2 separate regions of the Mus musculus genome follow, and region 2 is linked to region 1. Evidence: chromatin loops called from intact Hi-C (ENCODE). Cell type or tissue: left cerebral cortex. All regions are shown on one strand. Links, peaks and the distances in the headings refer to the core of each region. The heading gives the core; the rest is flanking DNA.

Region 1 (10,246 bases), core at 3,512-8,511:
GTGTAACTCATTGGTAGTATGTCATGTGCAAAGACCTGGGCCAGATCCCCATAACCAGCACCAAGTTCCATCATCCCACCTTCCCTCAAAAAGGAAACTATAGCTATGCTGGTATCCTATATTTTTATACTTCAGCTGGCAAACTGTAAAGTCTTTTCTTGTTTTGGAAATAATGCTTTGTGGTCTACCAGATACTCCCAGCCACCAGTACATGAAACCTGTGCTAACAGTACTACCTCCAGTGCCTGTTTTGCTGAAAAATTTGTTTGCCAAACAAACCAGTTATGGGCTGATGATTGCTTTGGTAGAGGAATATAAAGTAATAGTTGCCTTTCTATAACTTTTAGTGTATTTGAAATCACCTATAAAATTCAATCCATATTAGGTAATGAATGAACCTTACAATTAAAGTATACCCATAGACAGAAGAAGTTCAGCTTCTCTTATAAAACCATTTTTTAGTATTTTGACTTCCGGTAGTTTTGTTTGAGGCAGAGTGCAATAGCAAACAGAAATCATTGGGTTTAAAAGTCATTTGAAGTGTTAGATCTTCAGCATAAACAAAAACAAGCTAATTTCTAGACCACACCAATACAACGACTTACAAAGTAAATATTATCTTACCTGGAATACCAAGATCCTCCCACAACACAAATGCAAATGTGCCTTTTCTATTTGAAAGAACGAAAGAAAGACTGACAGATAGACCTGTGTGTGCTCCTATGAATGCAGGTGAACTTGTGCCACTCACTGCACGTTGGAGGCATCTCCAATGTCAGCCCATGTCTTCTCCCCTGTCTGAGACAGGGTCTGATTTGCTGCTGCATATGCCAGGTTAGTTCCATGTGTTTCCAGATTCTCCTGTCTCTGCTTGCACAGGATTTCTACAGATAGAAATCTAAATCCTGCCGGGTGGTGGCGGCGCACCCCTTTAATCCCAGCACTTGGAGGCAGAGGCAGGAGGATTTCTGAGTTCAAGGGCTATACAGAGAAACCCTGTCTCAAAAAACAAAACAAAACAAAAAAAAAAAAAACAAAAAACAAAAAAAACCAAACCAACAACAACAACAACAAAAAAACCAACAACAACAAAAAAGAAATGTTAAGTCCTCATGCGTAGGAGGCAAGTACTTTATGCCCCAGCATCTCCCTGACTCAAATTTGCCTTTCTTTTCTTTTTTATCACACAGCATGAGTGTGCAGGTCAAAGGACAATATAATGGAGTTAGTCTCTCCTAACCTCCATGTGGATCTCAGGGATCAAACTCAGACCCTCTCAGGCTTGGCAGCAAATAACTCTACCCAACTAAGCGCTATTGTCTGCCCTAAATTTTGCCTTTTCTATAAACAAGTTTTGTTAGGATACCTTAAAATGGCTCATGCCCCCTAATGTTACAACAGTTTAACTTTCATGTTTAAAAGCAACCAGGACTAGGGGTGGGGTGAGAAAGTTCAACCTCCATCACTGAAAAACTAAACAAACAAACAAAAAAAATCAACTAAGGTCGATGTGGCACAGGCCTTTAACTTAAGCACTAGGGAGACAGAAGCAGGCAGATCTCTACTGAGTTTGACGCAACTATATCTACACAGCAAATTCCAAGCCAATCATGGCTACAGAGTGAAACCAGGTCTCAAAACAAAACACAACAGAACAAATGCCCTCAACCAACCACACAAGAGCAAAGACACATATAGTACTTCAGTAGTAAACACCGTGACAGCTTACTTAGGTTTGTCTACTAGTCAAGTGCATCTCATCTTCATGTTTCACAACACAAAGTAAGGAAAAAAACATCTGCTTAGCAAAGCATGACGTCACACACACCCAATCATAGCTACCTGAAAGGAGGCAAAGCAGGAGGTTCACAGTTCAAGGCCTGCCATGACAACTTAGTGAGACATGGTCTTAAATAACAACAATAAAGATAAAATTAAGTGTAAGAGGGTTGGCTTACCAGCCATGAGGTGTTCAGTTCAATCAATTCCCAGTACCAGGAAGGTAAAAAACAACCCCACAATATGGACTCACAACCATTATTAATTAAGGTAATAAATACAAAGTACTTTGAGCCAGACATGGGACACACAGCTTTGACCCCCAGCCCCTGGGAGGCAGCAGCAAGCAAACTTCTGAATTTGAGGCCAGCCTGGTCTACACAGTGAGTTCCAGGGTAGACATAGCTAGTCTCCAGGGTAGAAGGGGGGAAAAGCAGTTTGGACAAATGGAGAATCTCTTATAAACATCACCTGTCAATAAAAAAGCTGATGGCCAATAAGCTGAGGCAGGAAACAGGAGGTGGGATGTTGTAAGAAGAGAAGATTCTGGGAAATAATGAGATAAAAGACTGGAAAAACAGAGGAGACCAGCATAACCAGAAGGTTAGATGAACTTGGAGAGACTCTGAGGGAAGAAGGCTGAGACTGAAAGAGAGGTAACTAACCACATGGGAGACAGAATAGTTTAAATGGTTAAATAAGTTACAAGCTAGAAAGGAAATGAGCCAAAGCTTATGGCCTAGGCATTTATTAATAAATATTTATAGTCTCATAGTCTGCCTTCTGTGAGCAGGACTGAAAAAAGAAAAGCTGATATAGTTTACAGTCTTTTCTGGCACATTAGTCTTAAACTATAAGATTAAGATTTGCTGTCTTCTGAAAGAAGATTGAGAACTGTTTAAATGAGTATTTTTAAAAACCTCTATTATAGGGCTGGAGAGATGGTTCAGCAGTTAAGAGCACCGACTGCTCTTTAAGAAATCTTGAGTTCAATTTCCAGCAACCATACGTAATGGGATCCAATGCCCTTTTCTGGTGTGTTTGAAGAGAGCAACAGTGTACTTACTTACTTACACACACACACACACACACACACACACACACACAGAGAGAGAGAGAGAGAGAGAGAGAGAGAGAGAGAGAGAGAGAGAGAGAGAGAAAGAATGGGGCAGTGGCAGTAGACACCTTTGATCCCAGCAACCGGGAAGCAGAGGCAGGTAGATCTCTGAGTTCATGCCAGCAGTTTACAAAGTTTGAGGACAGTCAGGGCTAGCTTGAGAAACCATAAATCAATCATATGGGCTGGAGATCTGGATCAGTGGTTAAGACCAATTGCTCTTTCAGAGAACCAGAGTTTAATTCCAAGAACCCAAGCTAACAATTGTCTGTAACTCCAGTCCCAGGGATCCAAGGCCCAACACAGACCTCCGAGGGTGCCAGACAAACGTGACACTCATACACACCGGCAAAATATTCATGCATGTTAATAACAGAATTAATTCATACTTTAGAAAATAAATTATAGGCTGGTGGTATATAGTTTAGTGACAGTATGTTTTGTAGCATACACTAGACTGGGTTTAATCGCCTACACTGAAAATAAAAAGTAGCCAGATACAGCGGAGAATGCCTTTAATTTCAGCATAGGACAGGCAGAAGAAGCAGGTAGATCTCTGTGAGTTCTGGATCAGCATGAATCTACACCAGTGGCTCTTAACCTGTGGGCTTAAGGGGGTCACATAACAGATGTTTACATTATAATCCCTAAAAGCAGAAAAACTAAAGTTATGAAGTAGAAACAAAATAATTTTATGGTGGGAATTCCTCACCACAACATGGGAAATTATATTAAAAGGGGCTCAGCATTAGAAGGCTGAGAACCACTGTCCTACATAGTAGTACTCTGTCTCAACAAATTTGTGTGTCTCTATGTATACAGAAACACACACAAGTACACTCACAGATTTCTTATCATGTACAAATTATTAAAATGGTTGGAGGAAGAAAAAAAAAAAAAAAGCCTGACAGGGTGGTATACTCCTTTAGATAATTCTAGCATTTGAAGGCAGATGGAACCCAGTTCCAGGCCAGCCTGATCTATAGAGTGAGCTCCAGGTCAGCCAAGGCTACACAGAAAAAAACTCCAAAAAAACTCCAAAAAAAAAAAAAAAAACCAACAACAAACAAACAAAAAAGAATTCTGTTACTTCAAAATAAAGGCTTCCCATTCCGTCTCCCAACTTCACGAATTCTTAAAGCACACTGTCCACAATAAACTGAAAGGTTAGACTAACAAATAAATGCAAGCCATTTTAGAACACTCAGAAGAAAGGTAAAAAAGGTGAATTTAGTACTGTAAAATAATGTCAAGACAGAAAGCAATTCTAATTTTCAAAAAGAACTTTAAATGATTTTCTTCCAAGACCAACAAAATAAATAAGTAAATAAATATTTCCTGGGCTTTTGAAGAGATGGTTTAGCAGTTAAGAGCACTTGTTGCTCTTCCAGAGTACCCAGGTTTGACTCCCAACACTCACATGACACCACCTCACAACTGTCTTTAACCCCAGTTCCAGGGGATCCATTATCTTCTGACCTCAATGGGACCTATATGTACGTTTACACAGGAATACATACAGGCACACTACCCATATACATAAGAAAAAAATTCCTAGAACAAAAATTTTACCGTCTAAATGAATATATAAATGTAATTGAAACCAACTCTATGAAAGGTGGCAGTTTATCCTGGGAATGGATCGTCAAAGATCCACAATTTGCACTCTATCTTATCTTTTAAATAGACAGAAATTTCACTCAATCACACCTTTCCAAAAATTAAAATTTGCTATTGTTTTTTTGCACTTCTGGCAGGGTCTTTTTGTTTTGTTTTGTTTTGTAAGCGAAGCTTGCCTTTAGTTAAAAAAAAAAAGTGGGAGAGAAGGACCTAGCATTACACTTCAGAATATATTTTCACTTGCAAAATTGTTTCTTTATTTTGTAAATGCCCAAATTTCTTGGGTTCTGAGGTGAAAACTACCATAAAAAACATGAGACCTCATGAGTGGAGCAGAAGTGATAAAAGCGCTCTAATCCCAGGACTCAGGGTCTGAGTTCAAGCCCAGCAAGGACTGCAGAGTGAGTTCTAGAATAGGCAGGGCTACACTGACAAACCCATTTTGAAAACAAAAAACATTCGACCACCAACAAACTACAAATCTGTCTACTGGCGTCTAATACTCTTTAGTTTTTGATGAGATTTACAAAAAAAGTGGCTTTATTACTAAACAAAAACCATGAACCACCACTAACTTCTGGTTTTCCGGGTAAGAGTTATCAAAGTTAAACTATTCAACACATTATACATGCCAACCTCAGAGTACAAAAGTGGCAGACAAAACTGATACCACAGCACAATTTCAGAACTATTCACAACTACCAAAAACAAAAAACCGCACCCATTCTTATGTAAACTTTTGCAGTAAACTTCCTGAGCCTCACCTTCGCTTACACCTACCCTCTTCAAAGGTACCAATTGTCAAAAACTCCTAAGAGAAAACGTCCCATAGGGGAAAAAACGACTGAAATGTTATTATATTTAAGCATTTAAACAGGGTTCTTCCTCAGGCTACAGCCATTTTAGATTCAGTATCTTTTGAATTTTATGGGTTGGGAAGATTTAGCATGGAATAAAAACGACTAGTTAAGCCACTTCAACTAATCAAACTTCCACTCCAATGGGACGGAGTTTGGTAGATAACCAGTAAGACAATCTGAAGTTGAAAAGGTCTCCCTACCCCAGAGAACCGCGACTCCGGGCGTGGAAGTTCCCTTTCGCCCAGATAGTCCACATTTGACTTACACGACTTTTTCCTCGTTAAGTTTCTCTTAACTGGAAAACAGAAGCCTTCGGCTCTTATTTTAAAGAAAGGTAAAATAATAATAATAATAATAGTAATGATAATAATGATAATAAAACCCAAGTAAACCAAATCACTCAACCACTATCAAGCCGGAACTCCTGGAGAGGAGCCGGAGCCGCAGGTGAGCGTTTCCGACCGGGAACTGAAGTTGAAGTCGGAGAGCTCTGGAACCGCCGCGGCGACGCTAGTGTGCAAGACTCCTCCCGTTGGCGGGGGGGAGGGGGACGTTCCAACTCGGCGACTCCCAGGTCCCTCGTCCACCCCGGCGGACCCACACCCAACCACCTGTGCAAGACCTTCTTCTAACTAGTTTTCCTAGACGGCCAGTTAGGTGCCGGCGGAGCCCGTGCCGGGACCACTCCAGGTCTCCTTCTGCTCGGTGTCCAGGACCCATACTCACCCGGCAGCGGCGGGGCTACGGTCAAGGACGACTCGCGGCGTCTGAGGACGCGTCCTCAGCTTCTCCGACCAGCAGAGGTGACTAGCCCACAACCATAACAAAGCTCTTCCCAAAATGGCTGCCCGGCCCACAAGGCCCAGGAGGGGGCAGAGCGGGTGGAGGAGGAGCGACGGCCGGCTGGGCCCTCCCTCTGCCGCTTCGGCCCGCCTCCTTCACGCCCACTAGCACCGGCGCACGCGCAGGCGTGAGCTCCAGCTTTCGTGACCCCGCCCGGGCGCCCGCGGCTCGCTCTGGAAACGTTGGGCTGCTCCTGCAGCGGTTACTTCCCGCCCCGCCCCCGGCGCCCTTCGGCGCGACGCCGGTCGGTCCACTCTCCCTTCCGCAAAGCCTTCGCCTCTCCTTGTGCCGCTCTTGGGGCGAGGACCAGCCGAATTCAGCACGCCCCTTTAAAGCTCCCAGCCGGGTCCTCCGGCCTGGGAGCACGTGAATATGGGAGGATATATTTGTACCAGTTCTTCCCCCACCCATTCTTTCTTCACCTTCTCACACCTCGATTGTGAACCAGATGCTTCGCCAACTACTAGAATTGTCAAACAAGTAGCGGAAGAGTGTGTTTTCCGAGCCCTGTACACCTTTGCCCCTCCATTCACAGGCGCGCGCCGTGGAAACTACAGTCCTAGGCAAGCCATAGACACACACATACTCCCGCCCCTCCGGACTAGAGCATGCGCGGCGGTGTGGGCGCACTACCTGCCGGGAGTTGTAGTTCATGGGCATTGCAGGCGTCACGGAGCCGCCAGAATGGAGGGTTGAAATCTGCTCCAGCCCAGTCTTTGCTAATAAACCCCCAAAAGAGTCTATAAGCACTCTCTTGGCTATTGCACGACAGGAAGGGACCGTACAACCTTGCCAGAGAAGGTAATAAAACTGGCGGACAGCGTCTCACTAAAAACGAATGTTTCAGGAAGTTAGTTTTACTGCTTAGAATGGAGGAAGTAGTCAAAAAGGAGTCCCTACGTAAATGAACTCTCCTTTTTGTCTTCAGCTTTTTACACAAGGAGCCAAGAACGCTCGAAGTACTTGGTAGCTGTTCCTTTTGGTCGACAGATGGCAGGTTGGGGGTGGGAGAGGAGACTTAGAATAAATCACACAGAGGATAAATTCAACAATGTTACTTCCTGGATGACCTTCAAGCTCAATGCCCCTAACGCCACACTTTGATTCATAGAATTCTGAATGTTGGGCCCCAGTCTTCTGTATTCCTCAATGTAATTTCTAGGTAATAGAGAATAAGGTAAAAACAAAATCAACACCTCTTTCTCGCCCAGTGGTAGTAATAAAGGACTCAAATGCGGAGGAAGATGTGTCCAGTCGACTCAACAACGTTGTTTTGCAAGTTAAGCGTTCCAGGCAATCCTGCCTTTAAAAAAATAAAATAATTCCGTAGGCCAAATCAGCCAACTCCAAGTCTCCTCCTAGCTTCTTCCACTACTGTTACTGGGGGTTATTTCAGAAATTGTACTCTACTTCCTGAATATGTGTGTGTGTGTGTTAAACTGGTTAGAGATCCCATAACAGAGACTTGTAAGGTATCTGAAAGCTGACTTCAATTAGAATATTTTAGACTAGCCCTCAGCTCTGTGGTTAAAGGCACTTACTGCTCTTACAGAGAACCTCAGATCAGCTCCCAGCACCTATACTGTGGGGAATCCAAGCCTCTCGCCTGAGTGGGCACATGCATGAACATCCACATTAAAAATAATGTAAAATAACTGAGGGAGGGAAGCATTCAAAAACGGAAAGAGAAGAGTCGGAACTTGCTACCGTTAATTCCCATCCGGACCCATTTTCCTGCACTCAGGAAGTGGGGGGGCTGTGTGATTCCAGTTGCCGGAAGTGTTGTTTCGGTGTTTCTGGTTGAATTTGTTCAACTTTTGCGCCGTGTGATGGTGGCAAGTACGTTTCAGGGTTGTCAAGGGTACACTTTGGGAAGGAGGTGGTGGTGGGGTCACTAAGGATTGGTATTGGTATATAGATGTATAGTTACCCCACGCGTCTTAAGGACCTTTTGTGTCTAAATTCCGCTCGTGTCGCTAAAATGTCAGCTAGGAGCTTCCAGTTTGTGGTAGTTGCGTTGGCGAAATGAAAACATTTGGTCATTTTTTTTTTTCGTGGAATGAGCGAGTTGGCCACGGCTTTTAGTTTTTTAATCTCCACATCAGCTTCTGTCTCAGGGCTTCAGCCTGATTATAATCCTCCAAAATTAGAAAACACGTGCTCCACTGGTTACTGAATTCCAAAAGGTGGAGAATATATGGAAAACATTTAATTACATTGCTTGATTCACAACAAAGCGATATTTGTGGCTGCTCTCATTTATAGTGTAAAAATTCCACAGCCCCGAGTACACAATAACTAAAGAGAATATATGATTATTGGGAACAAAAGGTATAACTGTCAGTTTTAAAGATGAGGCACTGGTGCCTAAGAAGTGGTAGAGATGTTTGCTAAATCCAAATGTTCAGTTTCACATTGCTCTTTTTATTAAACCAAACAGCCAAAACTAAAATTATTCTTCAGAAAACAAAAACAGCACAAAACGTATTTCCTTAATATGTGACACTTTGGCAAATAAATACATAAATAAATCAAAATAAATTATGTTTCATCGAAGAGATTTTCTTGACTTTTTGTTGTTGTTGTTGTTGTTTTGGGTTTTTTTTGAGACAGGGTTTCTCTGTATAACCCTGGCTGTCCTGGAACTCACTCTGTAGACCAGGCTGGCCTTGAACTCAGAGATCCGCCTGCCTCTGCCTCCCAATGCTAAGTGCTGGGATTAAAGGCGTGCACTACCACTGCCCAGCAACGACTTCTTATAAATGTATAAAATGTATACAATTAAGCGATATCTTGTTTTATGTATAGGGCGTTGCTTCAAATTCAGCCATCCCCCTCAACTATAAAAATATATGAATCGGAATTGCATTTTCCCTGGACAAAACCCTGAGCAGAAACCAGAATGCTACACTTCATCCAGAAAGTTTCTGGAGCATCTTCAAAGGTTAGTTGAGCACTATTTGTCAATAACTGTTTGGCTATGGCAGATATAGAAATATGTATTCAAGTGAGGAAGGAAAACAATGGGCAAATTATAAATAAGTAAAATATTTACTATGTCAAATAATAACTGCTATGGAGTACTATACATCAGGGAAAGAGAATAGGGAATATCAAGAATAGAGAGAAGCCGGGCATGGTGGCACATGCCTTTAACCCCAGCATTCGGGAGGCAGGCGGATTTCTGAGTTCGAGGCCAGCCTGGTCTACAAAGTGAGTTCCAGGAGAGCCAGAGCTACACAGAGAAACCCTGTCTCGAAAAACCAATAAATAAGCTACAGAGAAACCCTGTCTCGAAAAACCAATAAATAAATAAATAAAATAAAAAAATAGAGAGGACCAGGGCTCTAGTTTGACCCCAGCACCCATGTTGGGTGGCTCACAACCACTGCTAATTCATCATTAAAGGACTTGAAGCTTCCACTGAGGGTACCCACACACATGAAAATAAGAATAAATCCTACCAGAAAATAATAGACAGGATTATATAACATAAATAGGAGGTTAGAAAAGAAGAATGGCCATGTAGGCAGCTGAAGGAAAAGCATTCTTACTGAAGACAAAAGGAGTAAAGACCAGCAGGAGCTCAGTCCCTGCATGCTTCTCGGGGCTCACCATGACTGGTAAGTAGTGCTCCTTTTAATTTCAAAGTGATATTTTTTAAAGAGCTTTTTTTTAAAAATGTGTATGGGTGTTTTGCCTACATGTATATCTGTGTTCCACCTGTATGTGATGTGTGTGGAAGCTAGGAGAAGGTGTAAGATCTCCTTGGAACTGGAATTACAATTGGTTGTAAGCCACCACATGTGGCAGGAATCAAACCTGGATCCTCTGGAGAAACAGCCAGTGCTCCTAATCACTGAGCCATCCCCCCCACCTCCAATTTATTACTTTATATATGTGGTGTTTTGCCTACATGTATTTCTCTGTACCATGTGTTCTTATTTTTAAACTTTGTCTTCTGGTTCTGTTTCCTTCATAGATGCTGAAGAACCCTTTTACAGTGAGACTTGGAGCTGGCAGAATA
Region 2 (10,246 bases), core at 1-5,000, 340 kb after region 1:
ACCAATTTATCCTCAATTAAAAACAAAGAATCACAAAGGCCCTCTGCTTATTTAAAATCATTACATAAAGCACCATCTATAAATGCAAAGAGGGTTTGAATATCTGACAGCTATAATAACCATAAAATGAGGCACACTTTAAAGAACAAAAAAACTTTGTTTTGTTTTGTTTTCTCCTTCACTGTGAGAAACACAAAATAACTCTAGTGGCCTCAAAGTCCTCAAATAAAAATATATTTATATGTACAATTCACATGTACATATATAGAAACCTATCACAGATATGTATATATCCCATTCACGGGAAAGAGAAAGATTCTTTATTTTTAAGAGTCGAAATTATATCAATTCTACCCCCCAAATTAAGTTAAATCACCATAAATTAATTAACGAGTAGTAAAATACTACATGCAGACCTAAGAAACTATATGCATAGGAGAAAAAAAGCCTCAGACTAAGGCCATGAATGAATAAGAACGCACAATCCCTGAAAATCACTAACCGGCATTTGGTTTCTATGAGAGAAGCACGGAGTCTCAAAATGAATAATCACAAAGGCAACTCAGTTTCTAAAGTTAACCAAGGTAAAATAACAACGAACCATAGCAGATAACTGCACTAAAGTATAAGCTTTAAGGAATCGCCACAAAGGGAAATTCTTCAAGCATGGATTATAATACATCCCTTGCCAGCAGAAATCTTGATTAAAAAAAAAAAAAAAAGTGGAGGGCCGTCAAAACCCTGAATGACATGCAAAGGCCAAACCAAAACGGGTCTTTCCTCCCACTCCAGTCCCCCCGCCCCCACCCCCTCAGGACAATGGGATCAGGGTCCTAACTGCAAACTTTAAAGGTGTAAGCCAGAGCAGTTTTACTGCAGCTATAACTGCAATCTACCCCTCATCCCGAACCTGGCGCACCCAAGAATACTTCTGGCCTGAAAACGTCACCGGGGTTTTGTTAAGCACAAATCAGACCCATCCAAAAATTTTAAAAAATAATAAAAATAACAAGTTTGCTCTCAAATACCTGGAGGATCCATTTCAATATAAAATATCAGTTCTGTCGAATAGGGCATCATCACCTCCCTCCAGTCTGCGTCATCGCGGTCCATACTCCACACCGTATTGTACATCGCGCTGTCAGGGGCAGGTCGTCGGGAAATATATAAAAAGCATATATATCTTTTATCTGATATTTAAAATCTAAATATATATTTGCAAAAGTTCCACACGGAAATGTACTTGGGGGTTTCCAACGGCCAGTACAAGTCCAGCCAAACTACTAGGATGAGGACAAGGTCCTCCTCTTCTCTCCTCCTAAAGCACCCAACAAAATACCCCGAACTTTCAAGCTACGGGGTTTTTACCTCAGAGGGTTACAGGGAAGCTCGGAAAGCAAAGAGCAGTGGTGTTAAAAAGCAGCTTCCCGAAAATCCTTCCTACACAATCGCTCTCCAAAGGGAAAAGCTCCCACCGCCTCCTAATCTTTCAGCGGAAGCCACTTTTGTGTCCTTCGGAGAAGAGAGAATGGAGAGGAAGGGGGAAAAAAGAACGCGTTGGGAGAAAGCTGGGGAAGTGACAAAGGCTTGAAAAGGGGGTTTGCGTTCAAGTTTCGGGGTCCCACTGGTCTGCGGAGAGCGATTCCCTCTGGGATTGGGACTCGGGCTCTATTCGCGTCAGGCTGGGAACCCAAGCTTCCGCAGCTTCGGGATGGCGACCCCTTGGAGAGTCCAGTCAGCTCGACTGTGCCCGAGTAGTAAAGGTAACCACGACAGCGCCGGCTCCCCTCACGCTCTGCCCTGGCTCCAACCACTAGAGTTTCATTTTAACTGCGCTGAGGGGACCTCCTCCCCCGCCCTCCCCCCTTGCCACCCCCGCTGAGGCGCCAACCAACCGGGCAGGACAGGAGGAAGAGCCGGTAGCTCGACTGTCCTTTCCACTCCTTTGCACCTTAACTGCAAAGATTGTCAAGTGCCTAAGAAATGAAGACTGCCACCACCCTCCGCTTCGACTTTTAACTCTCCCCGTCAGCCTGCGAGACTCGACACTTTAATCAGACTTTGCCATTACCCCCTAGCCTCGCTCAGAATGGTACAGTCCGGGCGCTGGCCGCTCGCCAGGAGTCGGAGCCGGGCGCACGCGAGCTCCTCCAAGAGTGGGGGGCGGATGGTGATTGGCTGAGCCCGGTTGCCGGAGCCCGAGCCTGCGTCTTTTGTCTGCCCTGCTCCAGCTGAGGAGCGGAGACGGCTGCGCGCCCCAAGCGAGCCAATCAGGAGATAGCCGGCGCCGGCCGGTAAGGCGGCGATTGGTCGGACCTCAGTTACTAAGCGGGACAAAGGCAGAGGGGAAAAGAAAAGAGGAGGAAGAAGAGGGGGTGTGGAGAAAGAAAGAAGGCGCAAACGGCGGTTACTGACAGGCTGGGCGAGCGCTCGGGGGCTCAAGCTGCCCGGAGACTGGCGGGGCTTCCCGCTGTGGCTCGGTCCTCCCGGACGAGTGACGAGGGGGAGAACGGGCTGGCGCGAGACTCTTCTGCCTGGAGACTAGCTGCGGGGGGAGGGGAGCGGCGGCAGCGGGGCGTGCTGTCACTTGGCGGGGCGCACACTCTTCTGCTCCATTGGAAGTCTCTGGGCAGAGTTCCTCCTCACAAACCTCTTCACCTTGCTGCGTTCGCCCTCCCCTACCCCGGTGTTAAATCATCAGATACAGCAAAGGTCGCCAAGCCCACTTGCAGGACTCTCTGTCCAGACAAGATCCCCATCGTCCCCCACCCCACCCCCCCCACACACACACTCCCTGAGGGTACCTGAACCTTGAATGTTCCTTGGGGAGTCATCCCCCCCCCCCCCCGCTACTCCGCTTCACACTGAAGGACTTTAGAACCCATAGTTACGCTCAAGCAAAGAGTGAGGCATCTCATCGAGCCCTCCAGTTCTAGTACTCAAATCAGAAAATAAAGAAATAAGAATTAAATAGATTTTTTAAATTACAGTGTCTGTGTGTTTTCTGTGGTAAGTCACAGGTGTTGCATTCCCCTACCAAAAAGGCGCTTTTCTGTTTCCCACTTCCTAACACACAGGTCCCTCCTTCCAAGCTTAAAGTTCTGAGACTTGCTTCAGAAAAAATGCTGAACATTTTCATGCATTTCAGAAACAGCTAATTAACTTGCTGGGGAACCCTGAATAGCTAACCTGTGCCTAGAATTGCCATCCTGCCATACAATACAGTCTGAGGAGGCCAAAACGGCTGTTTCCTCTTTACACTGGAGTAACAAAGCCCATTGTGTTTGAGTTGACAACCTGATTTAAGCTTGAGCAAAACCTATCCTCAGTAGCTCTGTGTATTGACTGGCCTCTAGAAGGGTCTCCACTTTTAATCCTCTACCTCCTAAAGGGTTCTGCCTTTCTTGTTTTGTTTTTTTGTTTGTTTGTTTTTGTTTGGTTTTTGTTTTGCTTTGTTTTGTTGAAACAGGATTTCTCTGTGTAGCCCTGGCTATCCTGGAACTCACCCTGTAGACCAGGCTGGCCTCAAACTCAGAAATCCGCCTGTCTCTATCTCCCAAGTGTTGGGATTAAAGACATGCGCCACCACTGCCCAGCTGGGTTCTACCTTTTCTTAAAAGTGCTCTGAGTTAAGCCAGTCACGGTGGCTCATTCCTTTAGACCCAGCACTCTAGAGAGAGAGGCAAGCAGATCTCTTGAGTTCAAAAACTAAGTCTGAGGCCAGCCTAGTCTACAGAGTTAGTTCCAAGGTAGCCAGGTCTACACAAGGAAATCCTATCTGGAAAAAAACAAAAAAGGGGGGGGGGGGGAGGGTGTGTGTGTGTGTGTGTGTGTGTGTGTGTGTGTGTGTGTGTGTGTGTGTGTATGTGGGTGTACTGAGTTGAAACAGGCCCAGGAAACAGTCAAAATCAAAATGTGTACAAACTGGATACAAAGTAAAAGGACAAGAATTCAGAAAATACAGAGAGGGTAAAGCACTAAGGAAACAAATTAGAGAAGCACACTAGAATTCTTTTAGAATCCTGGAGATGCTTTCTTTTGTCTCTTCAGTTGAAATGTATTTCAAAAGCTAAGCAGCTCTGGGGCAGGGCTCATTAATTTTAATCTCCTGAACTGCTCCTTCAGGTAGAAGATGTTAGAAGAACAACTCTAATTTGTGGCTGGCTTCCCAGCAGTCTGTACTTCACCATATCTGAGTGCCAAAAGTATTCACATTAGATAACTCAAAAGGCTGAGCAGTCAGTCAAGGGCAAGTTGGTATACACAGGTGTCCCTCCCTGTGCATTCCCAAAGAAAATGAGACTAAAGAGACAAAAGTGTGGAAAAGATAATAATGGCTTTTCATGTTTCCACAGCAACTTTTGCCTGGACCGAGCTTGACCAGTTAGTGATGGGTTTCCCTTTCTGATACACAGAGTAGTCACCCAGGCCTTACCAATATCTAGGGTTTATCAGGACAGGGTGAAAAGGTAACACAGCAGAAGTCTAATGATCAAGGTTGATCCACGGCATTCAAGCAATTGTGCTGGATAGAGAAAGGAACTTCAATTAAAAAAAAAATGTCTTTAAGCCACCCCAGTGGTGGTCATACCTTTAATCCCAGTACTCAAGAGGCAGAGGCAGGTAGATCTCTGAGTTGGAGGGCAGCCTGGTGTATACAAAGTGAGTTCCAGGACAGCTAGAACCACACGGAGAAACATTAGCTCAGAAAAACAAAACAAAACAATAACAACCACAAACATTTTCATAAGATAGGCCTGTAGGCAAGCCTGTAGGGAATCCTATTCATTTGTGGTGGATGTAAAAGGGCCCGGCCCATTGTTGGTGATGCCATCTCTGGATTGGTGATCCTGGTTCTATAAGAGAGCAGGCTAAGCAAGCCAGGGGGAGCAAGCCAATAATCAGCACGTCTCCATGGCTTCTGCTTCAGTCCTTGCCTACAGGTTCCTATCCTGCTTGAATTCTTCCCCTCACTGCTTTTGATGATGAACCGTTCTAAGGAACTGTGAGGAAAAGAAACCCTTTCCTCCACAAGTTGCTTTTGATACTGATGGTTCATCACAGCAATAGTAACCCTAAGACTGCAATAATTCAATCTTACCACCAAAAAGTGAATGATCCAAATCTCCAATTTAAATAGACCTTTACATAGGAGATTTCCAAGGGATGAGTGGCACAAGAAGCTATGATGATGTCCAGAAAGAAAACATTCCCTTTAAGATGGGCTTCAGTCAGCGTCCTACCATGGTGGGAAGTGCCTATCACAGGATGTTGGCTTTTCTTTCAGTTAAGAAACAGAATCAGTCCCAGCACTTGGGAGGCAGAGGCAGGCAGATTTCTGAGTTTGAGGCCAGCCTGGTCTACAAAGTGAGTTCCAGGACAGCCAGGGCTATACAGAGAAACCCTGTCTCGAAAAACCAAAAAAAGAAAAGAAAAGAAAAGAAAAGAAAAGGAAAGAAAAGAAAAAGAAAAAAAAAGAAAGAAACAGAATCAAGGTTCTGATTCATGGCATTTAACTGCCTTTGGCTCTTTGGCAAAGGTTAAAAAAAAATGTTAGCTCTGGTGTTCTGGACCACTTCCATACTGCAGGATTATATTTGGCCTGACTGTGGATTAAATTCAGCTTTCAGAGCTCAAACTTCTGGGTCACAACCTGCTGCTTTGGGAGGTGCTTTCTTCTTCCTTCTCCTCCTCCTCCTCCTCTTCCTCCTCCTCCTCCTCTTCTTCTTCTTCTTCTTCTCTTCTTCTTCTTCTTCTCCTTCTCCTCCTCCTCCTCCTCTTCTTCTTCTTCCTCTTCTTCCTCTTCTTCTTCCTCCTCCTCTTCTTCCTCCCCTCCTTCTTTTGACTCTTTCTTTACTTTAAATTAACCTTAGGTAAATCACAAACTCTATCTGCCTTCATTTATATATTTGAGCTTGGAGATTGCTTTTGGATTTATGCAAGCTACTTAATTTATTTTGAAGCTCTAAGAATAAAAAACAATGCCACTTAATAGTTAGAATAGTACCTTTCTGAATTCCAAATAGATAGGATGCACTTCCTACTTAAAACCCTGGTATTGCTTTATTACAAAGCTGTTCAAATATGCTCCATTCTCCCCTTCCCTATATTTCAGAAATGGATGAGACTTTTCTTCTGTGTTCTGAATATAGTGGATGATCTCAGAGTTCTCTGTGCCAGCAGACTCTGCCTGGAACTCAGCCAAAAGTTCTTCATGATTAAAGGTACCATCTGAACACAAATTTTTTTTTAAAGCTTGGCAAAATGGAAACGTACCTTTTCCCTTGAGGTCGTTAGCTTTGACATCAGGACTAACTTTAGCCTTTCAGGAAGAATTCCACTGGCCTCAATCTCTTCTCCCCCCAACCCCCATCACCTTCCCTGACCACTTATCTCCTGAGACCTAGCCCATGCAGCTAAAGAAATTCACTTAATAAATGGAAACTAAACAGAGCACTAAAAATTATCAGTTGCAGCTTCTAGGGCCTCCCTAATCCACGTGCTTTTGGGTGGAAAAGTTTCCCTTAGATTGCAAAAAAGAGCAGTGTTAGTAGATCTTCTAGAAAGTCATTTCACCTGGGGATTGATAGACATCTCTTGAGATAGCTGTGCCTAACATTCTGAATAGCATCGCTCTTACATGGCATTTGCCTTTTTTTTTTTTAACATCCCCTCATCTTTTTTTTTTTAACATTTGACTATTCATAATAGAGTTAATCATATCAGCCTAAGGCCCTGAGAATTATGACAGTAGATGAATGAGTGGGCTTTAAAGAAGTGGCATTTGTCCAAACGTTGATGAAGTCCTGGGCTTAAGGGGCTTAGGCCCATCACACATGATGGAAATCTGCTCTGCCACACTCTCCCACCTTGGATTCTCCTTCAGCTTTCAGGGATATGAAAGTACATCTCTCTGTAGCCTGACATGTTCCTCTCTTTTAATATCTGCCCTTCCCGCAGCACAAAGGCCACCTGGATGATATGTATGCCATTTCTACAAATGTCCCCTCCAACAAGGCAACAGATTTCAGCTTGGCTCTCACCAGGAGACAGAGCAAATGAGATCCAAATGACAGGAACAATAGTCCAGGCTGTTTTGCTAGGGCAGGGCACAAACAGGGCAAGCAGCTGGTGAGCTCTGTTACCTCATGTAGTCTCCATAACCCTGGGGAAGAGGATTGTATTTTTAGTCTCATTTTACAGATGAGAAATTGAGACCCAAAGCAGTGAAGGAACTTGTTCAAAGTCATGCAGTCACTTAGTAACAGAGCTGACACTAGAGGCCAGGGTCTCCACCACAGGTCCATTCCCTTTCTGTGACATTATAGTTTCACCTCTTTTTTTTTTTTTTTTAGTGTATGAGTGCTCTATCTGCATGTACACCTTCATGTCAGAAGAGGGCATCAGATCCCAGTATAGATGGTTGTGAGCCACCATGTGGTTGCTAGGAATTGAACTCAGGACCCTTAACTGGTGAGCCAGTCTCTCCAGCCCCTCGCCTCTTTATGTTTCCACAAATGTTTTTACCTAGGTAAGAAAGAATCTTTAACAGTGAGTTCTCTAGACTCATAGAGGAGGGCCGGCAAAGGAACAAATAATGGCAGGCATGGGAAGGGAAGCTGACAGGAAGCTGTGGGAGCCAGGAAAAAGGATGGTCTAGACGCACGTGCAGGTAAGTCGCAGCTTCTCAGGAGCTGGGATTCCTTGAACTTTTTACCTGTGGTCTCTTTATTTCTAATTCTCCAATACATACAGTTGCCTTCAAGCCTGAAAAAGTTTCACCGAGGGGCTAGAAAATGGCTCAGCAGTCAAGAGTGCGGGCTACTCTCCCAGAGATTCCCACCATCCTTGTGGTGGTCCGCTATTGTACCTCCAGTTATAGGGGATCTGATGCCCTTTTCTGGCTTCGATTGACACATATAGTGCACAGGCATACATACTGGCAAAGTATTCATACACATAAAATAAAATAATTAAAACATATATCTTAAGCCAGAGTGGTGGTGCGAGCCTTTAGTCACAGTCACTCAGAAGGCTGAGCAGGAGGAGGCAGATCTCTGAGTTTTAGCAGAGTCTGGTCTGCATAGCAAGTTCCAGCAGCCAAATAAATGTATATACATGTACATATTTTATTACATATATGTAAGGCTGGAGAGATGGCTCAGTGGTGAAGAGCACTGACTGCTCTTCCAGAGGTCCTGAGTTCAATTCCCAGCAACCACATGGTGGCTCACAACCATCTGTAATGGAATCGGATGCCCTCTTCTGGTGTGTCTGAAAACAGCGACAGTGTACTCATATACATAAAATAAATAAATCTTTAAAGAAAAGAAAAGAATATTAAAGAAAAGAAAAGAAAAGAAAAAGCTGGCCCAAATTGCAGCTTGCCAATTGTGTTTGTTTTGTCTATTTTATTTACACAGGGTAGGTTCTCTTGTAGCCCAGTTGATTTTCAGATGACATACAATCTAAAACCAGGACATAAGTCAGGTATAGAATTATAAGTCTTTTAAGTTGGATAGATGGCAGAGTGCTTTATTTAATTGACAAAATTGATAGACTGGGTGTTAAGTGTATCTTATACTTTATAAATTGTAGAATGGAAAAAGAGCCTTTTAATTGGACAAAAATGGAAAAATGTTGTGGAAATTGGCCTGGTACTATTTGTATTTTGATGCTAATTCTACTTCTCCCAAGAGGGACTGCCTGAGACTTATCACTTACTCAGGTGACTTCATGTGAACATTCTCCCCATTTTAACTTGTAAAATAAAGGCTAGAGCCCATGATTGGGCCTTGGAAAGGAAGGTGGAGCTGAAAATTTTTAAGGAGAAGGGAAGAGGGAGGAGAGAGAGAGGAAGACAGAAGAGGAGGAGGTGGAAAGAAAATGGAGAAACCGCAAGTTATAAGGGATCTCCTAGCTGGGGGATAGAGTAGGGTAGTGGTGGACCTGCCCAATCTAGGCTCGCAGCTTGTATTCATATTAATTGAGTTGTGTTTTCATTGCACGGGCTTATTTGGGTTGGAGATTTACCACAACAGCTTCCAATTCACTATACAGTCAAGTATGAGCTTGAACCTCTGATTTTCCAGCCTTACACCCTCAGTCCTGGTATGACAGGTGTGTGCCACTGTAACTGGTTGTGTGTAGTGCTGGGGACTAAACCCAAGGCCTCATACAGATGAGGCAAATGCCCTACAGGTCAAGCTCTGTCCGCAGTCCCCAGAATCCTCCAATTTCTTGAATCACATTTGATTGTTTGTTTGTTTGTTTGTTTTTCAAGACAGGGTTTCTCAGTGTAGCCTTGGCTGTCCTGGAACTCACTTTGTGGACCAGGCTGACTCAGAAATCCTCCTGCCTCTGCCTCTGGAGTGCTGGGATTAAAGGTGTGTGCCACCACACCTGGCTTGAATCACATTTGAACAGCTTCCTAATCTCCTTGCCTTCTTTGGTCCAAACACCACACTATAGCAAAGTATTTATAAGTATCAGAACAGTAAAAATTTATCCTCCATGTGACACACTACAGTATAAAATGGCAAACTCCTTTCTCTGCCATTCTTAAAGACTGCTCACATCAGCCCCTCTGAACAGCCTTGGGCTATATGTTAACGCCTGTGCTGTTAGAAATAGCTCTTCAACGTTCCTTAAAATTCTCTGGGGTTAGAGAAATGGCTCTGCAGTTGAGAGCACTGGTCACTTCCAGAGTCCCCAGATTTGATTCTTAGCACCCACTTAGAGGCTCACAACTGACTGAAACACTAGTTCCAGGGGATCCAGTGCCCTTTTCTGGCTTTTGTGAGTACCAGGCACGCCTGAGGTATATAGACATACATGCAGGAAAAGCATCCATACACATAAAATAATATTTTAAGTTTTCTTTAAAAAAAGAAAGTTGGGCCTTGGTGGCGCACACCTTTAATCCCAGCACTAAGGAGGCAGAGGCAGGCAGACCTCTGAATTTGAGGGCAGCCTGCTCTACAGATCTTGTTCAAGGGCAGCCAAGGCTACACAGAGAAACTCCATCTTTAAAAAAAAAAAGAAGAATTTCTTGTGGGTGGAGGTCAGGTCTTTGAGTCACCTAAGCCTAGCTAAGGGTGTGGCATACTCTGAGTGGTCACCAAATGATACATTTTCCAAGGAGGTTCTACAGCATTCTAAATTCAGATTACCCTAGTAATTCTTTCTGTAGCTCTTCAGCTGATTCCTGATTCCTGGTTTATTTGAAAGGACAAAAAGAAAACCA

The links. Peaks named below come from ENCODE experiments on the same cell type or tissue, not always from the same donor. Only the 100,000 strongest peaks of a DNase experiment are listed, where the experiment ranks them.
Region 2: a loop joins it to region 1, with 2.6 times the contacts of the local background. A loop is called at or near these places in 1 of 42 quality-filtered maps.

The regions. Positions count from the first base shown.
Region 1 is chr4:116,553,685-116,563,930 of GRCm38, reverse strand. Tmem69 (transmembrane protein 69) reads left to right here and starts at 7,988. Exons shown (of 3, transcript NM_177670.4): 1 at 7,988-8,058; 2 at 9,028-9,163; 3 at 10,202-10,246. The coding sequence starts at 9,122. Gpbp1l1 (GC-rich promoter binding protein 1-like 1) reads right to left here and starts at 6,273. Exons shown (of 12, transcript NM_029868.3): 1 at 6,103-6,273. In left cerebral cortex, for the core only: a CTCF peak has its summit at 6,233 (motif pointing right); DNase peaks (open chromatin) are centred at 6,329, 6,832, 7,180, 7,969 and 1 more place; H3K4me3 peaks cover 3,904 bases; H3K27ac peaks cover 3,002 bases.
Region 2 is chr4:116,213,196-116,223,441 of GRCm38, reverse strand. It overlaps Pik3r3 (phosphoinositide-3-kinase regulatory subunit 3), which reads right to left and starts at 1,834. Exons shown (of 10, transcript NM_181585.6): 1 at 1,029-1,834. The coding sequence starts at 1,134. In left cerebral cortex, for the core only: no CTCF peak of the experiment used is centred there; DNase peaks (open chromatin) are centred at 565, 1,047, 1,823 and 2,225; H3K4me3 peaks cover 3,075 bases; H3K27ac peaks cover 2,794 bases.